4 separate regions of the Homo sapiens genome follow, and regions 1, 2 and 4 are each linked to region 3. Evidence: chromatin contacts called from ENCODE Hi-C data. All regions are on one chromosome and are shown on one strand. Each heading gives the region's core, a stretch centred on a gene start or an enhancer-like site at or near the end of the contact. The rest is flanking DNA. Distances are from core to core; before and after follow the strand shown. Region 1 holds the start of PRPF19 (pre-mRNA processing factor 19). Region 2 holds the start of VPS37C (VPS37C subunit of ESCRT-I). Region 3 holds the start of ZFP91 (ZFP91 zinc finger protein, atypical E3 ubiquitin ligase). Region 4 overlaps MS4A15 (membrane spanning 4-domains A15).

The links. A loop is a pair of places that touch in the nucleus more often than their neighbours do. Pooled maps may share reads with other maps.
Region 1: a loop to region 3 is called in a map of naive thymus-derived CD4-positive, alpha-beta T cell, with 27 times the contacts of the local background. The contact joins the promoter of PRPF19 here to the promoter of ZFP91 in region 3. A Hi-C loop is called at or near these places in 1 of 168 maps with a recorded cell type or tissue (naive thymus-derived CD4-positive, alpha-beta T cell), 7 of 37 single-sample maps with no recorded cell type and 16 of 50 pooled maps.
Region 2: a map of OCI-LY7 shows a loop between it and region 3 (13-fold over the local background). The contact joins the promoter of VPS37C here to the promoter of ZFP91 in region 3. A Hi-C loop is called at or near these places in 1 of 168 maps with a recorded cell type or tissue (OCI-LY7), 3 of 37 single-sample maps with no recorded cell type and 11 of 50 pooled maps.
Region 4: a pooled map shows a loop between it and region 3 (6-fold over the local background). The contact joins the enhancer-like site here to the promoter of ZFP91 in region 3. A Hi-C loop is called at or near these places in 2 of 37 single-sample maps with no recorded cell type and 4 of 50 pooled maps.

What each region holds. Positions count from the first base shown.
Region 1 is chr11:60,903,805-60,909,558 of GRCh38, reverse strand. It overlaps PRPF19 (pre-mRNA processing factor 19), which reads left to right and starts at 2,974. Exons shown (of 16, transcript NM_014502.5): 1 at 2,974-3,195; 2 at 5,698-5,754. The coding sequence starts at 3,177. PRPF19-DT (PRPF19 divergent transcript) reads right to left here and starts at 2,780. Exons shown (of 2, transcript NR_186697.1): 1 at 2,716-2,780; 2 at 1-132. RefSeq lists enhancers at 2,522-2,641, 2,755-3,342 and a silencer at 3,282-3,381.
Region 2 is chr11:61,157,494-61,163,342 of GRCh38, reverse strand. VPS37C (VPS37C subunit of ESCRT-I) reads left to right here and starts at 1,917. Exons shown (of 5, transcript NM_017966.5): 1 at 1,917-1,952. RefSeq lists enhancers at 1,328-1,467, 1,478-1,527, 1,268-1,860, 1,861-2,454 and a silencer at 1,518-2,277.
Region 3 is chr11:58,576,595-58,582,935 of GRCh38, reverse strand. ZFP91 (ZFP91 zinc finger protein, atypical E3 ubiquitin ligase) reads right to left here and starts at 3,873. Exons shown (of 11, transcript NM_053023.5): 1 at 3,314-3,873. The coding sequence starts at 3,654. It overlaps ZFP91-CNTF (ZFP91-CNTF readthrough (NMD candidate)), which reads right to left and starts at 3,822. Exons shown (of 13, transcript NR_024091.1): 1 at 3,314-3,822. It also overlaps a transcript of LPXN not described here. RefSeq lists enhancers at 2,804-3,495, 4,240-4,469, 4,189-4,881, 4,500-5,019, 5,040-5,119 and 1 more and a silencer at 3,400-3,819.
Region 4 is chr11:60,773,108-60,778,919 of GRCh38, reverse strand. MS4A15 (membrane spanning 4-domains A15) reads right to left here. Exons shown (of 7, transcript NM_001098835.2): 5 at 5,436-5,528; 6 at 4,970-5,083; 7 at 2,187-3,315. The coding sequence ends at 3,205. Among named protein-coding and RNA genes, the nearest start is that of MS4A10, 9.3 kb to the left of the region's middle. RefSeq lists enhancers at 2,589-3,218, 3,219-3,848, 3,849-4,480 and a silencer at 3,363-3,482. Within about 2 kb of position 3,364, at least 2 of the 41 ENCODE cell types and tissues checked have a DNase peak (open chromatin) inside an H3K27ac peak, as active enhancers do.

The DNA.
Region 1 (5,754 bases), core at 1,725-4,224, 2.3 Mb before region 3:
AGGTTCCGATCATGTCTAGGTCTTCTTGGTACCACAGGGAGGAATCATTGGTTCTGGGTGTTGTTAGATGTCAAAGCATTTTCTATTGGGCATGCCCTACTGACATGACTTGGAGTTTTGGCTCTGTCATACCTACAAGAGAACATGACATTCTGTTATCAAAAGAGTAGGCCCAGTTTGGATTGGTCCTGAGGTTACAGCATGCTGAGCACTTTTGAATGAAAAGAAATGGGAAGGTCTTAGAAGCTGCCTTAGAACCAAGGACTTTCTAACCTTCTCTTGCCCCCTGACCCCCACCCTAAGTACAGGGAGAAGCTCTCTCTAGAAGTTCCCTTATCTGACTGAGAAAATTTCTTTCAGAAGAAATGCAATTGTCTCAAATCTCCCTCCACAGGAAACTCATCAAATAACCAGGAAAGATTAACCACTGGAGAAGAATAAAAACTAAAAGTCACCAACTCACCACTACACCTAGAGAGACTTTTAATCTATTCTTCTGATGGGAGCTCTAACAGATTACCTGAGAGACCTTATGTGCATAATAAGACAACCTTTGTTCACAATGGAGTTCTGCCCCTCACCTTCCCACAATTTGTTGCCACCTCCTCCAGAGCTCATAAGAACTTTGTCCCAAGGCATTGTTTGTTCTTGGGGCTCATTCATTTCCCCTAAAAATTATTTGCTAGCCCTCCCTAAAAATTATTTGCTAGCCCTCAAAATTGCCTACATTTCCCCCATCTCCGTCTTTCCTGGGTGCCATTTAAGTAAGCATCAGCCACCTGTTCCTTCTTTGAGCCTCATATTTTGTATTACTCCTGTGCACACTCACACACTAATACACTTGTATGCCTTTTCTCCTGTTATTCTGTCGATTGTCAGTTAATTTCAGCAAATCTTTAGAGGGCAGAGGGGAAACTTTTTTGCTCCATACCCTCATTCAGTTCTCAGCAAAAAAATCAGCTCCTCAGTGATGCACTCTCTAAGTGCCCTGCCTCAAGTAGCCGTTCCTCCAATCCCCAGCACCTCTGTCTACCTTGCTCTGATTTGTTGTATTCATAGCACTTACTACTCTGGAATTTTCTTCTTAAGTGTTGATTGTCTCTGTGCTCCCACCACCCACAGTAGAGTGTAAGCTCCAAGACAGCAGAAACTGTGTCTTTCTTGTTGACCTTTTCTATCTCCAGTTTTTACAATAGGGCTTGGCACATAGGAAGCACCCAATCAATATTTGTTGGATGAATGAAATGCCTGGGGAATAACATGAATAGATATTTCGTTCAAAGTGGATCACTGTCTGCTCTGTGGAAAGTAGATTAGGAGGAGGAGGCCAGGCTGGAAGCAAGGAACAAGTGGGAAGTTACTTTGTTGGTGCAAGACAGAGATGAGATGCCCTTTTGCATATTAACTCTTCATAAGAGTTCAGTGAGTTAGTTCTACCCTTGTCATCACTCCCTCTGTTTTACAGATGAGGAAACTAAGGCATAGAGAAGTTCATACTGCCAATCACCTGAGTGGTGCTAGGATTTGAGCACACAGTCTGACTTCAGAGTCCATGCTCTTGGCCACTATGCCATATTGCCTTTTGTACCTGTAACTTTTATTTTTCTCTCCAAGCTTTTGCTTACGTTGTTTCTTCTTCCGGAATGCCTTTCGTTCTCCTTCTCCTCTGAATACTGCCCACCTGTCAAAGTCCCTCTCACTCACATCCTGTTCATCCTGCCCTTTTGTCTTGATACCTTACAGTCCACACCACGTCTTTTGCATGATTCCTGAGAGTATCTTATCTTACAGATATCCACAAAGAATCATACACTATCTGAGCTGGAAGAGAAATAGAAAATACAAAATCCAAAATACAAAATAAAGAAATTTATAGGAGGCCATTGGTTTGGACTGAGCTCTTCTGCTAGGCCTAACAGACCAAGCTAAAAAGAGTTAGTCCTGCTGAAGCTCCACGCCAATAAGCTGAAACGAAGATCTTTACGACCTTCTGAGTGTGTATGTGTGTGTGTGTGTGTGTGTGTGTGTGTGTGTGTGTAGGGGGGAGCTAAATTCCCAAACAGGCAAGTTTTAGGTGGCATGATAAGTCCCCTCCACTTTAACCTTTACAAGAAAAGTAATTTTGAAATTACCAAATGACCAATCCGCTTTTTGTTCTCTGTTCCTGTTTTCCTCAGTCCTTTTCTGTCTATAAAACCAAGTTCTCCTGTTCAGCTCATTGGAACAACCATTATATTTTATAGTATGAGGCACTGCCCAATTCTATAGAATCGCACCTTAAGTCCCAGCTACTCCGGAGGCTGAGGCAGAAGGATCACTTGAGGCCAGGAGTTCCAGGATGCACCTGTGATAGCCATGATTGCTATGACCGCACCTGTGAATAGCCACTGCCTTCCAGCCTGGGCAACATTGCCAGAGTCCGTCTCTTAAGAAAAAAAAAATCTTTGAACTAAGTTTGTTGTGATTTTGTCTTTTGACAAAGAAGAAAGGGCAATGTGAATTGCCCCAAATCACAGAGCGAAATGGTAGTAGTCAGGACCAAAACACTTTCTTAGCCGTTTTCTTAGTTCTTGTACCCATCTGTTTCTGTATTTTCTTCACCAGGCCATCCAGCAGTGTCTCTTAAAGGGTAGCCCGAGAAACAACTGACTTAGAAAAGCGTGGGGCACAGTCTGTCTACGCAGACCCGAGGAATCTGCATTTTAACAAACTCACTGGGAAATTCTCGCGCACGCCAAGGTTTCAAAGACCAGGGTCCCGTGGCACAGTGCCGCACAGTTGTCAAAACAAGTGCTGTCCAATTGTTTTGGTTTTAAATTCTCACTGCGTCATGGGAAATGTAGTTTCGAGCCTCCTCTCTCCCGACGCCCCAGCCAATCCTCCGGCGCTTTACGGAACGAGCCGAGTCAATCCGGAAATAACCGAGTGTTCGTGGCGGGCCCTTTCCTGCCCGGCTGCATTCTGGGAAAGGGCAATTTCCGTTAGGTGCTGAAGGCTGTGGCGCGCGGCTGTCCCCATTCCCACGTGAAGCGCTACGCTAGCATCGCTCGGCTGGCGGCTCCCAGCTCGCCGCGGAGCAGTCCCGGCAGCAGCGGGGGACCGGAAGTGGCTCGCGGAGGCTCAGAAGCTAGTCCCGGAGCCCGGCGTGTGGCGCCTCGGAGCACGGTGACGGCGCCATGTCCCTAATCTGCTCCAGTGAGTGTTGGCTGCGGCCAAGCGCGGGTCTCAGGAGGCCAGAGAGCGGCGCGGGAGCGTGTGCGGTCCGCTGCGGCGCCCGGGCCGGGGTGGAGGCGGGAATGGGGCGCTCCGGAGGCCGAGCGGCGGCCTGTCAGCACCGGAGCCCCCCCCGTCGGAGCGGGGTGCATTTGCGCAGTGCCCCGCAGTTTACATAGTGCCTGAGGTTTATTGTCGCAGACATTACTGAGGCCGGTCGCCTCATTCTACAGAGTGGAAACAGGTCTGGACAGAGAGAGCTGGTGCAAGGGAAGCAGCCTTAATGTAGGAGTCAGAAAACTCGAGGTCTTGTCCAGGGTCCGCCTCCCATTGGCTTTATGAATTGGCTCAAGGCTCTGGGCCTCGGTTTCCCCATCTGCAAAATCGAGAGCATTGCAGTGGATGTTTTGCGAGGCCTCGCTCGGATAGTCGGAGCTTTTGCAATTTGCAAAGGTCACATGATGAGTTAGAGGTAGAGGCAAGGCTGGCAGCCAGGTATCTGGCTCCCAGCCTTACACTGTATGACTAATAAAAACAGCGCACATTTATAAGCCCTTATTGGTTTACAACGCGCTTCCAAGTCTATGATCTCATTTTATCCTCACAAGAATTCCCTAAAGGAGAAATAAAGATCCTGGTTTTGCAGATGAGGATGCAAGGCGCAGGAAGAGCGGGGCTTATCTAAGGATGCGTAGCTAGTCAGTGGCAGAGCTGGGTGACGTAGTTAGGTGACACGGATCTTGGACCCTGAATCCATGCTTTTTTCATACCTTCCACTATCTTTCCCTTTGATATTTTATCATGACGTACAGACATTTTCCTTTCCCTTTTCGTTGTTTCATCAGATTACTCGTTTCCCCTCCCTTTTGCTATTCACTTCCTTCTCTTCTCAGAACCTGTACATTGATCCAAAGAGGGGGAAGAAGGAAGGGAAATGATGGAAAAGGAATCCCTCACTTTGAAGAAATTACAGCTCGCAAAGTACCTTCACATTTATTGTTTCCTTCCAATCTTCGGGAAGCTCTCTTTTACGTTCCCCAGCACCATCCTTCCTGGCATGGTTCACTCATTTGTTAGATGTTTACCGAGTGCCCTGGGGGCATCTGCATTGTACTGGAAGTGAGAGACCAGCTGTAATCCTTATCCTCAAGGGGTGCACAGTCTACGCAGGCAAGAGTGTAAATGATACCTCTATTGCGGGTTGTTGTGAAGATGAATTACTGTACTGTATGCCTAGAATTGTGCTTGGCACATAGAAATGTGCCATGCAAATGTGCCATGTAAATATTTTTAAATATTTTTATTGTAGCGATTGCCACTTTGCTCCTTGGAATCTTCCAGGTGATAAGTGTCTGTACGCTAATCAGTTGACTGGTAGCTGGTAGACTCAATAGCTTCAGGATGGGGACTGGTCACCTAGGAAGACTAAAGGGTATTAGAAGGTTGGGATTTTCAGTCCTACCCCCCATTTACCTGGGGAAATGAGAGGAACTGAAGTCGTCACTAGTGACCAGTGATTTATTGAATCATGCCTTTGTAATGAAGTTTTCATAAAAATACAAAAGGACAGGATTCAAAGAGCTTCTGTATAGCAGAACATGTGGGGGTTCCTGGAGGGTGGGGTGCCCAGGGAAGGCATGGGAAGCTCTGTACTTCTCCCATACCTCATCCTATGCTCCTCTTCATCTGTATCCTTTGTAATATCCTTTACAATAAACTGGTAAACATAAGTGTTTCCCACAATTGTTTGAGTCACTGTTGCAAATTAATTGAACCCAAAAAGGAGGTCATGGGAACCCTGATTTACAGCTGGTAGATCAGAAGAACAGGTCAAACAACCTGGGGCTTGCGATTGGCATCTGAAGGGGCGGGGAGTCTGGTGGGACTGAGACCTCAACCTGTATGATCTGACACTATCTCCAGGTACCTGGTGTCAGAATTGAATTGGAGGACACCCAGATGGTCACATCTGAGGTCACAGAAGTATTTTGTTTTGTCAGAGAATAGGAGAAACTGAGTTTGTTATTCCTGTATTCTCAGACTTTATAATTTCTTTGATAATCTGTCTGGAGCTATAGACTAAGATGGATGGCAGGGATTTGAATGGCTTCATGTGTATCTCCATGTCATGGAGTAAACTGTATTCATAGAGTACACAATCATTGTTCAGATATGAGGTGGTGATAATGGACTGCTATTCTCTAGGTGCTTGGCACATAGTAGTTGTTAATAATTATTTGTTGACTATATGATTGTCAGATAGTCAGGAGACTATCTCCTCAGTCAGGAGACTAAAGGAAAAGGTAGTTCCATAGCTGGAAAGCATTCTGGGGCCAGTACAGAACTGGCTTAGGGTCAAATGTCTTGCTTTCTGCTAGTTGAGTGTGAGGATGCCTAGTCTTGTTGGGGCTAATAGCAGATGAGGAATCCTCTAGGCCCAAGATTGCCTTCACTCCAAGCTCACTACCAGCCTTTTCTCTACAGTCTCTAACGAAGTGCCGGAGCACCCATGTGTATCCCCTGTCTCTAATCATGTTTATG
Region 2 (5,849 bases), core at 668-3,167, 2.6 Mb before region 3:
AAATGTTTGCAAAACCAACATGCCCCCGCTCAAAGGAGTCACCAGTGTCTCAGAAGGGTCAGCAGCTGACCTTCTTCATGGACCCCTTCTGTTATAAGAAGGAGTTTTGACAAATTCAGTTTGACAGAGTTTAATTGAGCAAATAATGATTTGTGAATCAGTCAGCCCCCAGAACCAGAATAGGTTCAGAGTGACTCTGAGGCTGCCAGGTGGTTGGATAACATTTAGGGATAGAAAACGGAAAGCAGGTTGGGCGTGGTGGCTCATGCCTGTAATTCCAACACTTTGGGAAGCCGAGGCTGGAGGATTGCTTGAGTCCAGGAGTTCCAGACCAGCCTGGGCAACATAGCGAATCTCCATTTCTATTAAAAAATAATCATTAAAATTTAAAAATAAGAAAAGAAAAAGGAAATAGATGTCCAGAAAACAGAAGCGAGGTACAGAAACAGTTGGACCAGTTATGTAAGCGCAGAACCAGCCCCATCTGGTTCAACTTTGTGTAATAAAGTGGTGAGTTGTTTTTTCAGTTGCCATGATCCCAGGTTGCAAGTTATGTAACCTGAGCGTGCCCAGAAGAACCAAGCATGCAACCACAGGCGCAACCTAAATGCTCAGACCAAAGAACCGGAACAGAATTAAGAAGTAGATACATGGTATAAGCCATGATCTAATCAGATTGAGCCATGGCATCATCCCATGGCAAGATCCAGTCAGATCATTGCTTATTGCAAGATTCAATCAGATCACTGCTCATTACCCTCTGCCTATAACACCTGTCACAGCCCCTGGCTTGGGGAGACAGATTTGAGCATGTCTCCTTCCCAGTTGACTTGCAACAAATCTTTCCCTCTACAAAAACCTGATACTTCGGTGTTTGGCTTTCTGAGGGCAAAGGGATCCAGTTTGGTTCCCTACCAATGACAGATTGACATTTGCCTTATTGGAACAAGGTTTGAACAGGTGGCTGCCTGTGATTGGCTGAAACTCTGTGATTGGTATGAGTAGGATCCAGTTCACTATGTACGGAGAAACCTTTAGGACAAACTTAAGATACGCCAGGAGACAACTTTAGGCTAAACTGGACACTTCTCCCCTTTTGGTCAACCTCTTGATTTTGAGAGGTTGGAAACTTTAGACATTGACATCAGTTACCATTGTAAATAGACTTATTTGGTCTCAAATTCCCCTGGGAAATAGCAGAGCAGTGGGTTTCATAGGTGGGAAAGGGAACAGAATAGAAAAAAAAAAAAAAACACCTGATTAGTTAACATCAGGTCACTTCAGATTCCTTTTTTTAAGGGTTAGAGCAGAGGGGGCTTCCTTATTATGCTGGACTCTCCTGTTTCCAGGGGGGAAGGGAGGAGATGGGGAATACTGGTAATTCTGTAGAATGAATGGGTGGGGGAAAGAGATTAACTAGTAAATGGAAATGAGTGTGTGGTGGCCTTGGGGCTCCTCAGTCTGAGCTCAGCCCATCTGGGGCTCCTCCTAGGTTCTGGGCTTCCATCTGCTTCCCCCTCCTTTTGGGTCCCTCTGAGAAGCCTCCCAAGATCGAGCTGTGTACAGAGCGAGTCCTCGCTGGCCACTCGGAAGGCGGCGGACGTCCGCGCCGGCGCACTAGCCCAGAGCGGCCTGGTCTCCGCCCAGTGGGCGGGGCCTCTTACCGGGGGCGGGGCCGAGGCGTGCGGCGAGCGCTGGAGGGGTCTCGTGGGCGCTCCCGTGGTTGTGGCCCGGGCGGCCGCGAGCGTGTGTGTGTGGCACGATGTCGTGGTAACTCAGAGGCGCGCGAGGCGGGGCGGCCAACGGGGTCGCGGGGCGAGCACGCGCGCCACTGGGGCGCCGGACGTTGCAAGGGGGTCACATCCGGTAGGGGGCGGGCCTGGCGGACCCCGGAAGTGTGGGCGCGGCTGCGGTTTAACCCGCGGTGGCGGCGGCGACGGCGGCCCTGGCAGGTGAGCGGAGACTGGGGAGGGTCCCGGCTCTGCCGCAGGCGGGCGGGGCAGAGGACGACGGTGGGGGCGGCGCCGGCCGTGGCTCCCGGAGCGCCCCCGCCTGCCCGCCTCATCCTGGCAGAGGCCGGTGATTGGGCACGAGGGGCGCGTGACTCTCGCCGGGGGCCGGCGCCCCTGCCCCTCGCGGTGGGAGGGAGGGAGGGAGAGCGCGAGGCGCCGCCCCGGCTCCCCGGCGGGTCGCACCTCCAGTTCCGCCCCACCACTCACCGCCACCCTCCTTTCTGCGTCTCTGCAGGCCCTCGTCCCATATGTGAGCATCTTGCGGTCACAATTCTGATGACATTAGAGCCAATTAGCCCATTGTATAGATGGGGAAGCTGAGGCCTAAGAGTAGGGTCCGACTTGCCAGAGGGCACGCGGGAGACGAGTGGCAGAGGGGAGGTTGGAGGGACTTTGCTCTGTGACTTACTGGCTTGTGCCCTTTCTCCAGGGCATTGAGAGATGGGAGTTTCAGCTTTGGCTTTGTTCAGGACTCAGACTTGGACCTCCCAGCATCACTGAACATTTCTTACCCCGGGACCCTCTGGGCGCAAAGGGCACTGATGTATACATACCCATTATATGCCTGGTTCCTCTTCATTTCCTCCTCAGCCGATGAGGCGATTTCCCACTTTACGGATGGGAGAAGGAGTTAACTGGAGGTGTTTTGTGAGTTACTGGCAGAGTGGACTCTACAACCTGGGGTTTTAGTCGCTGAGCTGAGGCAGTGCTTTCCCAGCTACACCTTGTCTGGGCTCACTTACCCTGGGAATGTCAGTCTTCAGCTCCAGAAACTTCCCACTCATTTCCCTTCGCTCCAGCGGTACCTCAGTTCTCTTGCTGCCTAAGGCCTTTTCCACCCTCTTTATTGGCTCCAGGAGTCCCATTTCCTACTAATGCACCAAGATGCTGCCACCAGACTCTCAGTTCTGTGACTTTTGGCCTTAGAGCTGGAGGTGGTGGTGACCGAGGAACTGGGGAAAGAAAGACTCTTACTTTGTTGTCCAAAGCTGCAACCCTGCAGACACCTGAACTCTGTAGTTCCGGGTGGGATCGGGGACTGTTGCAATGAAAATACTGGACGCTAAACTGAGTCTTTGTTCTTTGCGGTCATAGTGCCCAGAAAAGCCTTTTACCTAGATTATCTTGGAAATGTGGTTCCGTGCCTTTGTAATTTCCATTAAGTAGAACATTTTCATTGTAGACTTTCTGAGCAGTTTCTGGCCGCTGTTTTGCAGGTAGCAATAGCTGTGATTTGTTGCTTGGCTTCATATGCTGGGCACTGTTCTAGGGCTTTCTGAACATACCGAATTTTGCGAACATGTCCAAATAGGTGATGATCCCGTTTTACAGATGAAGTGAGTTGCGGAGATGTTAGATAACCTGGCTAGTGTCACACAGCCAGTAAGTGGCCAAGTTTGGATTTTTTTTTTTTTTTTTTTTTTTTTTTGAGACGGAGTCTTGATCTGTCGCCCAGGCTGGAGTGAAGTGGTGTGATCTCAGCTCACTGCAACCTCCGCCCCCTGGTTCAAGCGATTCTCCTGCCTCAGCCTCCCAAGTAGCTGGGATTATAGGTGCCCACCACCACGCCCGGCTAATTTTTGTATTTTTTATTTATTTATTTATTTATTTTTTTTTGAGACGGAGTCTCGCTCTGTCGCCCAGGCTGGAGTGCAGTGGCGGGATCTCGGCTCACTGCAAGCAATTTTTGTATTTTTTAGTAGAGACGGGGTTTCACCATGTTGGCCAGGCTGGTCTCGAACTCCTGAGCTCAGGTGATCCACCCGCTTTGGCCTCCCAAAGTGCTAGGATTACAGGTGTGAGCCACTGCGTCTGGCCACAAGTGAGATTTGTAACCCATCAGTCTTATTTCGAAGTTAATGTGCTTTTAACTCTGTGATACTGCCTCTCAGACCGTTTAGTTTCCCAAAGGTGCTGGACCTTAAGAATAATTTCTGATGCTTGTTAAAAATACAGAGCTCCACCTCTAGAGATTCTTGGGCTATTGTCTGGAGGAGGGCCCAGAAATCTATTAACAAATGCACTGGGTGATTCTTACGGTAAGGCAAGTTTGGGAAACACTGCCTTTAAGAACTTTGTAGATTTGCTGGGCCACTGGTAGCTTGGAAGTGACATTATTCCTGAGGATTCTTGTTTTCTTTTTGTTTATTGCTTTGAAATTTGTTAATTTGCCCTTAAAAAGCCTTTGGGTTAACTAGCCATATGAATCATTTCTGGACACTCTTGGCCAGTAATAGTAGGGGTTTTCCAGGCTGACAAAATTAGATCACTCAAGACCTGATTTAATGGATTTAGCTCTTTTAATCCAGCTGGATCTCTGTTGTGTGGAAATTCTGTTAGAAGTGTCCTTGAAGGATGTGGCGTTTCCACAAGGTTTTGGTCTGTTCCCAGGTGCTTACCGAATGACAGAGAGGTGTCTAATGGCAGCACTGTCTGAGGTTTTGCTAGCTGTAAAGGCATGTTTACTTAGTAGGTGCTCCTTCCAATTCATATCTCACCTCTTTATCTTCCTTTACTGGTTTATGTGAAAGACTTAAGCAAATATCAAACAGGTTTGTCTTGATTTAGCTGGGGCTGACAAGTAGGACCCCTGGGGCTTAGGATGGGCTGGAGAGGAGAGAGAGTCTCCCCAGTGAACCTCAAACAGATAGCTCAGGCAGGTAGGCCCTACCTTTGAAGACCTGTTAGTATTTTTAGTTCCGCTGATTTATCTGGTCCCACCTCAAGCAGGATTACAACTAGTCACGGATAAAGTCAGCATTATAGGATTACTTTATTCTCCTATCTGGTAAACACTGATTTCTAATTTATTTTCTTTTAAATAGAGAACATACTTCTCTATTAAATTTGCTGAGACTTCTTCTGTGGTCTGTCTTGGTAAATGTTCTGTGAGCACTTGAGAAGATTGCATCTTCTGCTATTGCCGGGTCAAGTGTTCTATAACTTTCAATTCAGGCAGGTTGGCTTGTAATGTTCAAGTCTTCTGTGTCCTTACTGATTTTTGGTCTTCCGTTCTTTCAGTTATTGAGAGAGGGACATTGACACTTCTGATTGTAATTGTGGATTCGTCCATTTCCCCTTGTAGTTTTATCAATTTGTGTTTCACATGTTTTGAAGCTCTGCTGTTAATTGCATAAACCTTTATGAGTATTATATTCCGTGTATGAATTGACCTTCTTTATTGTATTGCATTAGTCTGTTTTGCATTGCTATAAAGGAATACCTGAAGCTGGATAATTTATAAAGAAAAGAGATTCATTTGGCTCACGGTTCTACAGGCTGTACAAGAAGCATAGTACCAGCATCTGCTTCTGGTGAGGACTCAGGAAGCTTTTACTCGTCTCAGAAGGTGAAAGGGGAACAGGTGTGTCACACAGCCACAGAGGGAGCAAGAGAGATGCCAGGCCCTTTTAAGCAGCCAGCTCTCATGTGAACTAAGAGAGCAAGAGCTCATTACTGTGGGAGGGCACCAAGCCATTCATGAGGGATCTGTCCTGTGACCTAAACATGTCTCACTAGGCCCTACCTCCAACATTGGAAATCAAATTTTAACGGATTTGGAGGAGACAAATATCCAAGCTGTATCATTGATCATGAAAAGACCCTTTTAGCCCCCGGAAATAGTCTTTGCTCTGAAATCTACTTTGTCTGATATTAGTATAGCTAATTCAGCTTTAAAAAAATAGTGTTAGGAATTGATTTCCAGAGTATGTAAAGAACTTCTACTACCCAACAACAAAAAACAACCCGATTCAAAAGTGGGTGAAGGACTTGAATAGATATTTCTTCAAAGAAGATACACAAATGACCAATAAGCACATGAAAAGATGCTCAACA
Region 3 (6,341 bases), core at 2,624-5,123:
AGCTTTCTATGCTTCAATTTATCATGATTCTAGCATTTAACTCTGTGCTTCTCTTGAGCACAATGAAAAATTTTTATTTCCCCTTCATCCACAAATATTTCCTCTTCCCAATAACCCCTAAATAGTTCATTGTGAAAAGAAGTTGTTATAAACATCAGATTATAAAAACTGTAAGCTAAATATGTCATCTCGCAAATTCATAAAATATCAATTATAAATGAAGCAATTATAAATGAAGAGGTTAAGTGACTTGCTCAAGGCCACTTACTGCACAGTACAAAGCTGGAACATAAAACTTTCTGACTAAAGTCCAATGCTTTATCCACTCTATTATTTTGCCTTCCAATGGGAACAGAGGTTTCAACCAATCCAAATCTATCTATTTCTTGACCTTTTAAACTATGGTATACTTTACTATCACTTTAATTAAGAAAATCAAATGTAGGTTAAACAGCTGATTACTAAGATTGTATACAGGGAAATGCTGGGATATGGAAAAAGGACTAGCGCGAACAAGTAAGTAATACAGAATAAACCTTCCTTTTTAAAATTTTCAAAATGTCATTTGGAAAACAGAAATGACTCAAAGTCAAAGATACCAGACCAGGGTTTGGACTCAAAACCTCTTGAAATATCTTAAAGGATTAAATTATGTAGAAAAAATTAAGTCTTAAAATGTATTTTATGACTGAAAATCTGTATACCATACACACATTTGACATATCTCCACTAATTAATGCATCTTTGCCTTACACCCCAAGGTCCTTGAAGATGAGGGCCATGTCTCATTTTTCTTTCTACCACCTAGTTCAGCATAGTACCAGGCCCAGATACTGATGAAACAAGTTTGCCAAGCTAAAATGCTTTAGCATTCCTCTGATTTCCAGATTATGGAATAAGGTAAAAATGTGTAACAAAAACTCTATTATGACGAAAATTTGTTTAACAACCTGATCAAAAACACAGTCAAGAGATAATTTTGGGGCTGAAAGAAGAATGCCATTGTCACTACTGTTTTCTAATGATATTGGATGGGAGGCGGGTGGCGCTAAGAATTCAGCCTTATTTCTTCCTCCCCACAAGGAACATTGTGCAGAAAAAAGGAAGGAATTTAATTAAGTCATCTTCATCCATATACAACAGTAACAGTTATATGGAATTAAAGCGTCACTAGTACTTTGTTGCCAAGAGTTAGGGCAAAAATAAATCATGACAGCAGGTAAAATTACTGTTTTAGATAAAAATTATTTATTTTCCTTCAAAAATTAAACAGCAGGCTGGGCGCAGTGGCTCACGCCTGTAATCCCAGCACTTTGGGAGGCTGAGGCGGGTGGATCACCTGAGGTCAAGAGTTGGAGACCAACCCGGCCAATATGGTGAAACCTCACCTCTACTAAAATTACAAAAATTAGCTGGGATTGGTGGCGGGCGCCTGTAATGCCAGCTGCTTGGGATGACGAGGCAGGAGAATTGCTTGAAGCCAGGAGGCGGAGGTTGCAGTGTGCAGAGATCATCGTGGCACTGCTCCAGCCTGGGCAACAGAGCAAAAACTCCATCTCCAAAAAAAGAAATTAAACAGCAGGTACCATTTTAGACATAATTATCTTATCTTGAGATATAGGTATATTTAATTTTCAAGGGGTAGGTGAGAATAAAAGGAAATTTTAAAAATATTTTAAGTATTACCCTCTCTACGAATAGTAATATTAAAGAGTGAAAAAATCATATTTTGCATAATTTATATGAAAAACCTCACTACAAACCACTCAAGGATCTACCATCCCACCATTACTGAAAAACGCAACTTGTACTTAGTATTTACAACAGGCATTGTGTCTAGCACTTTACACACTGTATTTAATTCTCACAAACTCACGTTGCAGAGATTATCCTCTATAGGTAAGGAAACTAAGGCATGGGTAGGTTAAGGAATTTGCTCACGGAATTCATATCCAAATGAGGTCAATGATATACATGTATCTTTTCAAATTCATGAGATTAAACAATATAGAACTATAAAATTTTTGTAAGATGAAATGCATCTACAGCAATTAGAAGTCTAATTGCAGCTGAATCTGTAAGTACAGATTTTTGCTGTCGACAGAACTGCAGTTCTTACAACAAATTCTCTAAATTATGTTAACTTAGCTGACATTCAAAAATTTGAAAGCATATCTAATACCACAATATGATTACCTCTGAATTTTATTTCTCTTTCTGAGAGGCTTCTAAGGCAAGCATGCCAAGACACAGGCTTAACTCTTAATTTTGGACCAAGTCTGTTTCAAGTTTTAAATCTATTAGGTCTGGTGTAAGTCAAACCTTGCCACTATCTCTACTGGAAGAAAGGGAACACTTAAAACTGACTCCCCCTCACTTCAATTTTCTCTGTTTTTACTAATCTGTTTTCACTCAAAAATCAAAGGTCACTAATGATGTTTTCAGTCATGAATTGAATAGTCAATGTGATTAATTTCTAGAATTTACAAACTTGTGTGCTTCAGTATTCTTAACATGAGTATTATTTTAACGAACAATTTAAGACAATGCTCCTGGCCACCTGTTCATGTTTCCTCTATTACGTCTAGGTAATAAAGGAATTCCTCTCAGATGATTCTAATTTCAAGGATGAAGTTCCTACATTTAAAAACACGAAACACAAAGATAAAACATATGCTACTTAGTAAAAACAAACATTAAAGAATGCTCATATAATTTTATATGAAAGACTCCATACTTAAAATCGTAGCAGTGGGCTTTTAACCTGACCATAATAAGTGGCAAATTTCTCAAAAGAATGAGAAGGGTTGCGAAAAATTTAGAAAAGTGAAAAAAAAAAAAAGCTACATAAACACACTAGTACATCTGGCTCTTGAGCTAACGCGAAGGCGGGGGGGAATCATTTTTGAAGGCTATGATCGGGCTGTGTATTCCCTAAAGGGCATGTGATGTAATACTGGAGAGCCGCCTAAAGGAAAGGGATAGGGTGACAAAGGGGGTGCGGATGCCAGAAAGAGGGATGAGCCTGCGGGTGTCAGGGAGGAGGTGGATCACTAGCGAGTGCAGGGGTGTATCAAAAGATGATTTCGGGGAGTGGGGAAACGGCCCGACAAGCGAAGGTACAGGAGCGAGATGAGGGTGGCGCAGAGAGGAGGCACGAAGGCTCCCGGGGAAACGGTGTGACATCTGGCGTGCGGAGCCGGCAGGGGGCAGACCAGGCAGGATGTCACGTGGAGTAGGCGCTACGGGAGCCGAGAGGGTTGCGTACGGACAGAGGGGGGTCTTTCCCACCGCCTGAAAGACTGTTACTCACAGGAGTCGCGGACTCTTCTTGCCCTGAACTGGAGACGGGGACTTCGCGGCCTGGGGCTGCTGCCCGGGGACGTCGGGAGGCCTGGCGCTGGGGCTGCTCCTCCGCCGGCGGGGATACTCGGCCTTCCTCCGGCGGGACACAGCTGCGGCGGCGGCGGCCGCAGCGGCCCGGCCTCGGTCCCGACCTCCCCTCAGCACGCGGCTGCTAGTGGTCCCTGCAGGCGCCGCCGCGACCGCCTCAGGGGGCCGTTGTTGGGGCTCCTCCGGAGCCGCCTTGGCCGCCTCTCCCCCTTCCTGGTCCTGCTGCTCCGGGGGTCTCGGCTCTTCCGTCTCCCCCGGCATCGGGGCTTGTCCGTCCCCCACCCCCTAGTCCTAGGCGGCGGAGGCGGAGGCGGCGGCCTCGGCGCTGCTCCCCCCGCCCCCTCGCCTCCCGAAGCCTGCGGCTCACTCTCACCCTGCGCTCCTCTTTCCCCCCTCCCCTCCGCCCGGCTCCGAGGGCGCCCCCCCCACCCCCTGCCACTCAAGGTCCGCTACCGCTGGCGGCGCGCGCGCGCGCGCCACAGACGCTCAGCGGGCCAATCGGAAAAGAGGACAAGCCTCCTCACCCCGCCCCTCGCAGTCTTACACGCAGCGGCGCCCCAGGTTCCCTCCCCCACCCCTTCCTTCAGCCAATCAGGAAACGGCTAAAAGGGGAGCGCGCGAGGTTTCCTTCCCCGCGCACCCGTTCTCACCGTTAAACGGCTGTGTCTCGCGACAATCCCAAAGTGACCTTTTTCCCCCCTCCAGACTTCAACGCGCGCTAGGGGCAGTGCGAGGGGCAGGTCTCGCGAGGGAGGCGGGTGAGAAGAAATCGCACCTCTTTCCCCGCCTCACGCAAACCCTAGACTGGCTGCGCGCGCACCTGCCTCCCTGAGGAGCCACTGATACCACAAGGGCTCTTTCTATTCTTCTTTAGGCCGCAGAAGTAGCCTGGGCGTTCTTCCGCCTCCACCCTACCCCACTTTCCTGTCTTTGGCCTTTCTGTCCCCAGCGCCGCCAGATCTTGCGCGGAGAAGGGGGTAGTATTTTGAGCTGTCGCTTCTCCTTTAAGAAAAAAAGCCCCGTCGGTTGCCGGATGAAAGTCTCTGAAAAAATGGCGGCGGCAAAACGGAGGCGGGGTTGTGGGGGCAACGAGGGCCCGCCTCTTGGCGCATGCGCACCGTTAACTTAACCAAGGGCATTCTGGGAGATGAAGTCTTATTTCGCCTAGGCTTTAGGAAAAATAGATGGGAAACCAGAGGTGGAGAGGATGCCGGGAGGTTCTAACTGAGTCACGACGGGAAAGGTAGTTTACTTTCCGCAGTCTAGAGTTTACCTTTTTTTCGGGAGGCAGTGTTTCCGGGTTAGGTCGCGACGCGTGCCGTACATCCGGGCTCAAGCGTCGAGCCAATTGCTGGTCTGATGGGAGGGTTTTTCCTACTTTTTCTTACTTTTTATCTGGGCGTTGGCGTACCTTTCTCGGGGTGTCTGCGTAACTGCCCAGACTTGCCTTGGTTTGGTCAGATGACACCTCCTCTGGGACTGGCTAGCCAGCGTTCATGTCTACATTATTGATCTCGTCTTCCGGTGTGTGAGTCACTCACCTGTGAGCTCCTAGAGGTCAGCGACTAAATCTGGTTCCATGGGGTCCTTGGGCCCTCGGAGCCCTAGCACAAGGCCCACTACTCAGTTGGCTCTTAATCAAATCTGTGAAACGAATTATAAAGTTGCTTTTCTACTAGACCTTGTTGGGACACCAAGGAGCCGGCGTCGGTTGCTTAACTTGGATGCGGTGCCTGACCTAGAGGGAGGCGAAAGGGTTGTGAGCGTGACATGACTGGTGACCTACACCGAGAAGCTGAAGGGTCTCTTAAGCTCTGCGGCCGGAAGCCATCTGCTTCTGCGGTTTATACAATAGCAACTTTATCAGAGGTTACTTTTCTGCACGCTAGCGTATGACATTAATTTGTCTTCCTGATTCATCAAAGGGAATTTCCGTTGCAGTTGGTGATGCAGTGGGCCTCTCCCATTTCTTTTTTCTTTTCATCCATTACAATCAAGGAACGATTTGCAAGAACATCCTTTACCCCTGGAAAATAAGGCATCCAGGGCTAAAAGTCCCAAAAGAAAGAAGCTGGAAACAAGATCTGGGGATCCAATTTTAAATTTCACATTAATCATTCAGTTAAACTGTAGACAAGTGCTGAAGTACATTTTTCCTTCCAGTACTTTGACTCAGATACCACTTCATATTAGACAAATGTTTTATATTCTCTACTGAGTATTTTCCATTTTCATAGGGCTAATGTCATTTTCAGTTGTAATAATCGATTGGCATAGTGTCAATGGAAATTTTTTAAGATTGAGTTTGTAGTGAGCAGACTTTTGGAAGGAACAGTGCTGACATCCAATGGATGCTCAAAGTAATACAGAGGAGGAATCTCCTTTCAAAAAAAAATGTACAGACAGTGGAATGGAGAATGAATTATTCCCTAAAAAAAAAAAGCCACTGTGGGCTGGATGTGGTAGCTCACCCCCGGAATCCCAGCGCTTTTGGATGCCAAAGTGGGAGGATCCCTTGAGCCCAGAACTTCCAGACCAGCCTGGGCAACATAGGGAGACCACCCTCTACATAAAAAATAAAAATAAAGCTTTTAAGCTAACCTGGTGGCGTGATGGGATGCACCTCTGGTCCCAGCTACTCCAGAAGCTGAGAAGGGCAAATCGCTTGAGTTCAGGAGTTCGAGTTGGAGGTTACACTGAACTATGATAGTACCTTTGCACGCCAGCCTGGGTGACAGAGAGCTTGTCTTAAAAAAAGTAAAGAAGGCTACGGTGTTGTAGAGGAAAGATCCCAGACTTTGCAATTATAGTAAGTAGCAAAGCTACCAATTAATTATCTTAGCAAGTTGCTATTACATGAACCTATTTCACCATTGGTAAAAAGGGGGAAAAAATCTATTTCACAGGGCCATAATTATAGTTCCTTACGTATTGCTTTTTTATAGTAG
Region 4 (5,812 bases), core at 2,115-4,614, 2.2 Mb before region 3:
ATTATTTTTAGGAGTTATTTATATGTTCTGCACATGAGACCTGTGTCAGATATGATGCATTTCAAAATTCTCTCCCAGTATATGTTTTGCATTTTCACACTTACAATGTGATTTTTGATAAACAGAGCTCTTAATTTTTAATAAACTCCAATTTCTTTTATGGTTTTTATGTCTTTTGTGGTTAGTGTTTTTTGCATTTCTAGTTTAGTAAATCTTTGCTTATCCCCAAATAATATTTTCCTATGTTTTCTCTTAGAAGCTTGCTTTGTTATAAAATTTAGATCTGTGACTCATCCTGAATTAATTTTTATGTACGGTGTGAGGTAGGAATTAAGGTGCATTTTTTTCTATGCCAATATCTAATTGCTTCAGCACCATTGATTAAAAAGAACGTCATTTATCCACTTAATTATGGGTGTCTTTGCCATAGATCAAAGGACTGTATGTGAGGGTCTGTTTCTGAGCTCTCTATTTTATTCCATTGGTCTTTTTGTCTATTTTTGGGCTAAAACTATGCTGTCTAAATTATTGCTAAGTAGTAAATCTTGAAATCAGGTTGTTTAAATCCTCCAACTTTGTCTTTAAGTTTTCTTGTATTTTTAAAGATCCTTTGAATTTCCATATGAATTTTAGAATTGACTTGTCAATTTCCCCAAAATAAACTGCTAAAATTTTGAATGGAATCATATTGAATTTATAGATAAATTTTGAAAATCAATGCCATTTTAACAAACTTGAGCTTCTCAGTTCATGAACATAGGATATCATTTCATTGACTTAGATCTTTGTTAATTTCTCTTAGTAACATTTTGTAGTTCTCAGCGTTCTTTTTCACAGAAATTATATCTCTACCTCCCATTTACTCTCAGTAGTGGTAGAAAACTTAATTTTGCCAATTGAGGATAACTCAGTCACTTCCAATGACTTCCAGTCCATAAGCCCTTAGCCCTCATCTGTCCTTGCTAGCCTCTGCTGAGGTATAGTTTGTCCTTGCTGTTCTCTCAGTGGTGGCCACTGTCCCCACTCTTATTTGCTGCTCATATTTGTTATAAAGTTATAGTCTCACGTAATCCACATTGCACATCTGGCCACTGGCCAGCTCAGGAAACACAGAGAGCTTTCTCACGCTTGGACTGATACACTACATGGGAATGCAGGACTATTGTGTCACCAGGCACAGTCCCCAGCCATCTTTATGTTGTGGCTCCATGCTGTCTGAATATGGGACATCTCTAGTGACCTTGTAGTCTCTAATTCCTCTTAATGGACCTGTGGTTTTTGGCCTACACACTTCCTGAGGGATTTGGTCAGCAGAGGAGAGAGGGAAGCAATCCCAGCTTGGGGCTAACCTCTCTCTTTTTCTCCCTCTCTCTCCCCCAACTCCTCCCCTCAGTTCTGAAATGTCTCTAGTCTCCTTTATATGGCAAGAAAACTGGTCCTAAATCTTCAAGTACATTTCCTCCAACTCTATACTTAATGATCTTAAACTGAAAGCTCTAAATCCTCGAGTCTCCTTTCTTGATTGTAAAAGCCAAAGCTTGTTGTACCCCTTACACCAACTCTGCACTGGCATGATCCTGAGAGTGAATGTCCCCTTGAATGGCACCTCCCTTGCCCCACCCTCATTCCAGTGTTGTGGTCACGGCACTTAGCTACCACGTGGACCACCCTTCCTTTGGGAAGACTTCACAGAAGGGGCAACGTTTAAATAGGGCCTTAAAGGAGGAGGGGGAGTTTGTTGGGTGAAGAAGAAGTGAGTGTGTTGAGGAATGCAGCCCTGCCTTAGTTTTGGGGATGAAGAAACAGAAGGAAGGAGGAAAAGGGGTTGGTGGGAAGCACTTAGGTTTGTACTAAGGGGAGACCAAGTGGTGAGAACACGGACTCTGACGTCACATGGAACTAGGTTTGGATCCCAGTTTTGCTCCTAACTAGCTCGGTGGCCTTGGGCATATAATTTAACACCTTTAAGCTTCAGTGTCCTTAGTTGTGGAGTGGGGATATGAAGGCATGTTTGTTTGAACCGAGATGGGGACAGAGTAAGTGTAAGGATTACACCACACAGAGCGAGGCACCCAGAGGTGCCCTTTTGTGACAGTGGGATAGTTACCCAGGTCCTCTGATAAACATGGGATGACCCTTGGAAGCCCCTGAGGTTAAAAAGAAAAAGTCATTGCAACAAGACCAGCTCAAAATTTAAGCCACATGGTTTATTTCCTTCTGTGGTGTGGATGAGACAAGCCATCTCATCTACCAGGCCTGGTGAACACCAGGCTGACAGTGTCTCCTTGTCCCCTGGAGACGAAGCCCAGGTCCTGTGGTAACCTTCTGTGGTAGCCTTGTCCTTGGGCTATGGGGGTGGGGAAGGGAGTGCTGAGAGGCACAGGGAGGTCCCAAACTGCCACTGCTGTGCCCCTGTCGATGCTGACTGTGGTGGTGCCTCAGGAGTGGGCTGGCGGCAGCTCTCCCCTGCAACCTCCCCTCCATTGGGAGATGGTAGGGGGTGGGGGGCGGGGCCAATGCTGACTTCATATTACAGACAAGGAAAATGAGGGTTTCCAGGAAGCAGGGGGACAATGCCTGGCCTAGACCCAGGACTTCAGGGAGCCTGGGGAGCTGGAAGGGCCTGATGAACCTTATCTGGTTCAACACTCTAGTTTCCAAATAGGAAACCTGAGTTCCATGGATGTGGCAACAGATGACAAAGGACAGAGCTGATCTTGGGGCCAGGAGACCTGCGGCCAGGCCACTACCCTGCTGTGAGGCCTTGGCCTGGTATCGGCACCTCTGTGGAATGCCAGAGTCAGACTCTTCCATTCTGGAGGATTCCGGGCTCTCTGACCTTCCCGAGGCCCGAGGGTCAGGGCAGGCCTCGAACCTGAGTCTCCAATGAGGCCAGGATTTCCCCAATGAGCAGAGAAATGCTTAGATGCACAAGGTGGGTGTCCTGGAAGGGTGACAGGGCTCAGGGAGCTGAAGGACACACACCCCTGACGTCAGCCCGGTGTCTTTTAGAAAGAAAGCACTGGGGAAAGTGTGGGAGAGATGTCCCTGGGGACACTTCACTCAGATGCCGGAGTATGTGTAGATGTGGTGAGGGAGGGCAGCTGGGATGGGGCTGGCCCCTGATGAACAAGGTGGGGGTGGGGAGAGGCTGGGCCCAGAGGGAAAAGGCTGGACTCCACCCGCAGGTGCCACATCTGCTACTCAGACGACTCCTTGGGCATATGCCACATTGTCATAGGCAGGGGGCGCAGAGGCTGCCGGGCTGGGGATGTTGAAGTCTGCGCTGAAGGCGTTTGGCAGGAAGATCACAGGCTGCAAAGAAAACAGCACTGAGCGTCCTGGAGGACGCTGGAGCTTCAGGGTAGTGGTTCAATAGTGCCCCCTTGTGGGTAATCTGAGAACAGCGCCCTGGTACTGAATTCCGCAAGTCTGAATCGCATGCTCAGGGCTCTCCGTGCAACCAATATTTCAAACAACATTTACTGGGGCCAGCTATGATCCAGGCATTGGGAGTACAGCAGTGAACAAAACAGACAAAAGTCCCATTTCTCCAGGCGCTAACGTTCTGCTGTTCTTTTTTTTCTTTTCTTTTTTTTTTTGAGACAGAGTTTTGCTCTTGTTGCCCAGGCTGGAGTGCAATGGCGTGATCTCGGCTCACTGCAACCTCCGCCTCTTGGGTTCAAGCTATTCTCCTGCCTCAGCCTCCCGAGTAGCTGGGATTATAGGCGCCTGCCACCATGCCCAGGTAATTTTTTGTATTTTTAGTAGAGACGGGGTTTCATCATGTTGGCCAGGCTGGTCTTGAACTCCTGACCTCAGATGATCTGCCCGCCTCGGCCTCCCAAAGTGCCGGGGTTACAGGCATGAGCCACCACGTCCGGCTCTGCTGTTCTTTCTCTCCCGACTGCCCTGGCCTGGTTCAGGACTTCGCTCTCTCTTGCCTGCACCGTGGCACCAGCCTCCTTGCAGCTTCCTGGCCTCGAGCCCCGCTTGTCCACCCTCTCCACCTTCCGGCACTGGACAAATCCTCTTGACTGATTTCCCTCAACCAGCTCACTCCCCTGCTCAGACCTTCAATCCCCTCACCCTCAATGCATCCCATCGTGCACCTGCCAAGGGCACCCCACCCTGTGGCCTGCATTTGCCTGCCCGAGGCAGCCTTTGCTCCAACTGGTTCCCCTGCCTTGAACACTCCCTCCAGCCCCTTTCTGTCATCACTGTCCTCCATTTTTTTTGGAAATCAAAGCTTAATTTCCATCTCTATCATGCTGCCCTCCCTGATGCCCCTGTCTCCCATGTGGCCTGGGAACTCCAAAAAGTCTCACTCCTCTGGGTGCAGCACTGCCCCCATGCCCTGAGCCTGGGCCTTCTATTCTGCAAGGCTGCCTGTGGGGCTGCACAGAGCAGTGGCCCTGTGGGTGCTGGTGCACCCAGTGCCACGGGGAGAGCAGTCCTGTCTTCACTGACCTGCGAAGACGTCTTTGGTTTTGTTTTGGTTTTAGAGACAGCCTTCCTCTGTCACCCAGGCTGAAGGGCAGTGGTGTGATCATAGCTCACTGCAGCCTCAACCTCCTGGGCTCAAGCGATCCTCCTGCCTCAGCCTCCCAACTAGCTAGGAGTACAGGCACGTACCATCACACATGGCTAATTAAAAATACATTTTTTTTTGTAGCGATAGGATCTTTTTATGTTGCCCAGGCTTGTCTCAAACTCCAGGGCTCAAGAGATCCTCCCATCTCATTTTTCAAAGTGCTGGGGTTATGGGTGTGAGTCACCATGCCCAGCCCAAAGACTTCTTTGGGCCCCCTGACATGGATGGGACACCCTTCCTAGCGCTGTCTCTTCTTATTGCTTCCCAGAGTGCAGAGGGAGGGGTCTGGAGGCAGAGCGCGCTCCCAGCCAACTGCCTTCCACACAGGCTCAGCTCAGGTTTAGTGGACGTGGGGGTGGGGGTGGGGGTACTCACTGCACTGGCCTGGGCATGGATGGCTTGGCACCCGAAGTGCATGGCAATGACCGCTGTGAAGAACTCCAGGACAGTGAAGATAGTAAGCACGGCCAGATAGCCCCTGTCCACATCCTGGGGACCAAAACCCACAGAAAGGTGAGCCCAGAGTTCTAGAGTAAGGGGGTCCCCCGAGTGAGAACCACTTGCCCAAGGTCATGCGGCTAGTTGGGAGCAGAGCTGTGCCTGGAGCCAGTCCCCCTGCCGCCAGTCCTGCACCCTCCCCTTCACCCTGCAGGCTGCCTCCTTGCTCCTTCTGATGCCTATCTTGGGGAAGGCTCAGAGGATCCATGGATTCATGGGGTCTATAGGGACTGGCAGGCCCTGCCAACGTCCTGGCGCTGCAAACTCTCACCTCCCTACCCTCCTGGACATGGCTGCATCATTTTCCAAGTTTTCCCACCCCGAGGGCCATCTGACAACGCACCCGGTTGGTAACACCAAAATCCATGAGCAGAATGGCTGTCCCAGCAAAGGCCGCCATGACGCTGAGGATGTTGGTGCCCAGGCTGCTCCTCACCTGCAGAGAGCAGAGAGACAGGAGCAGAGGGAATAGGCAAAGAGAAGGAGAAAAGGCAGGGGCTGTGGCTCAGCTGCCCAGCCCCCAGCACGCTGCCTCCCACAGCCAAGGAGGCAGTGGCCACACCACCCTGCACACAGCTGTGTTCTCATTGACTGCTCCCCTTTTCTCTTCTCCTCCCCTGGGACCTCGGGAGGAGGTCTTGTTGTCTCTCTTTCCTTCTCTCGTCTTCTTGGAAGCTGCTAGGGAGAAGGGCACCACCTCCTTTACAGCCTTTCTGGGTG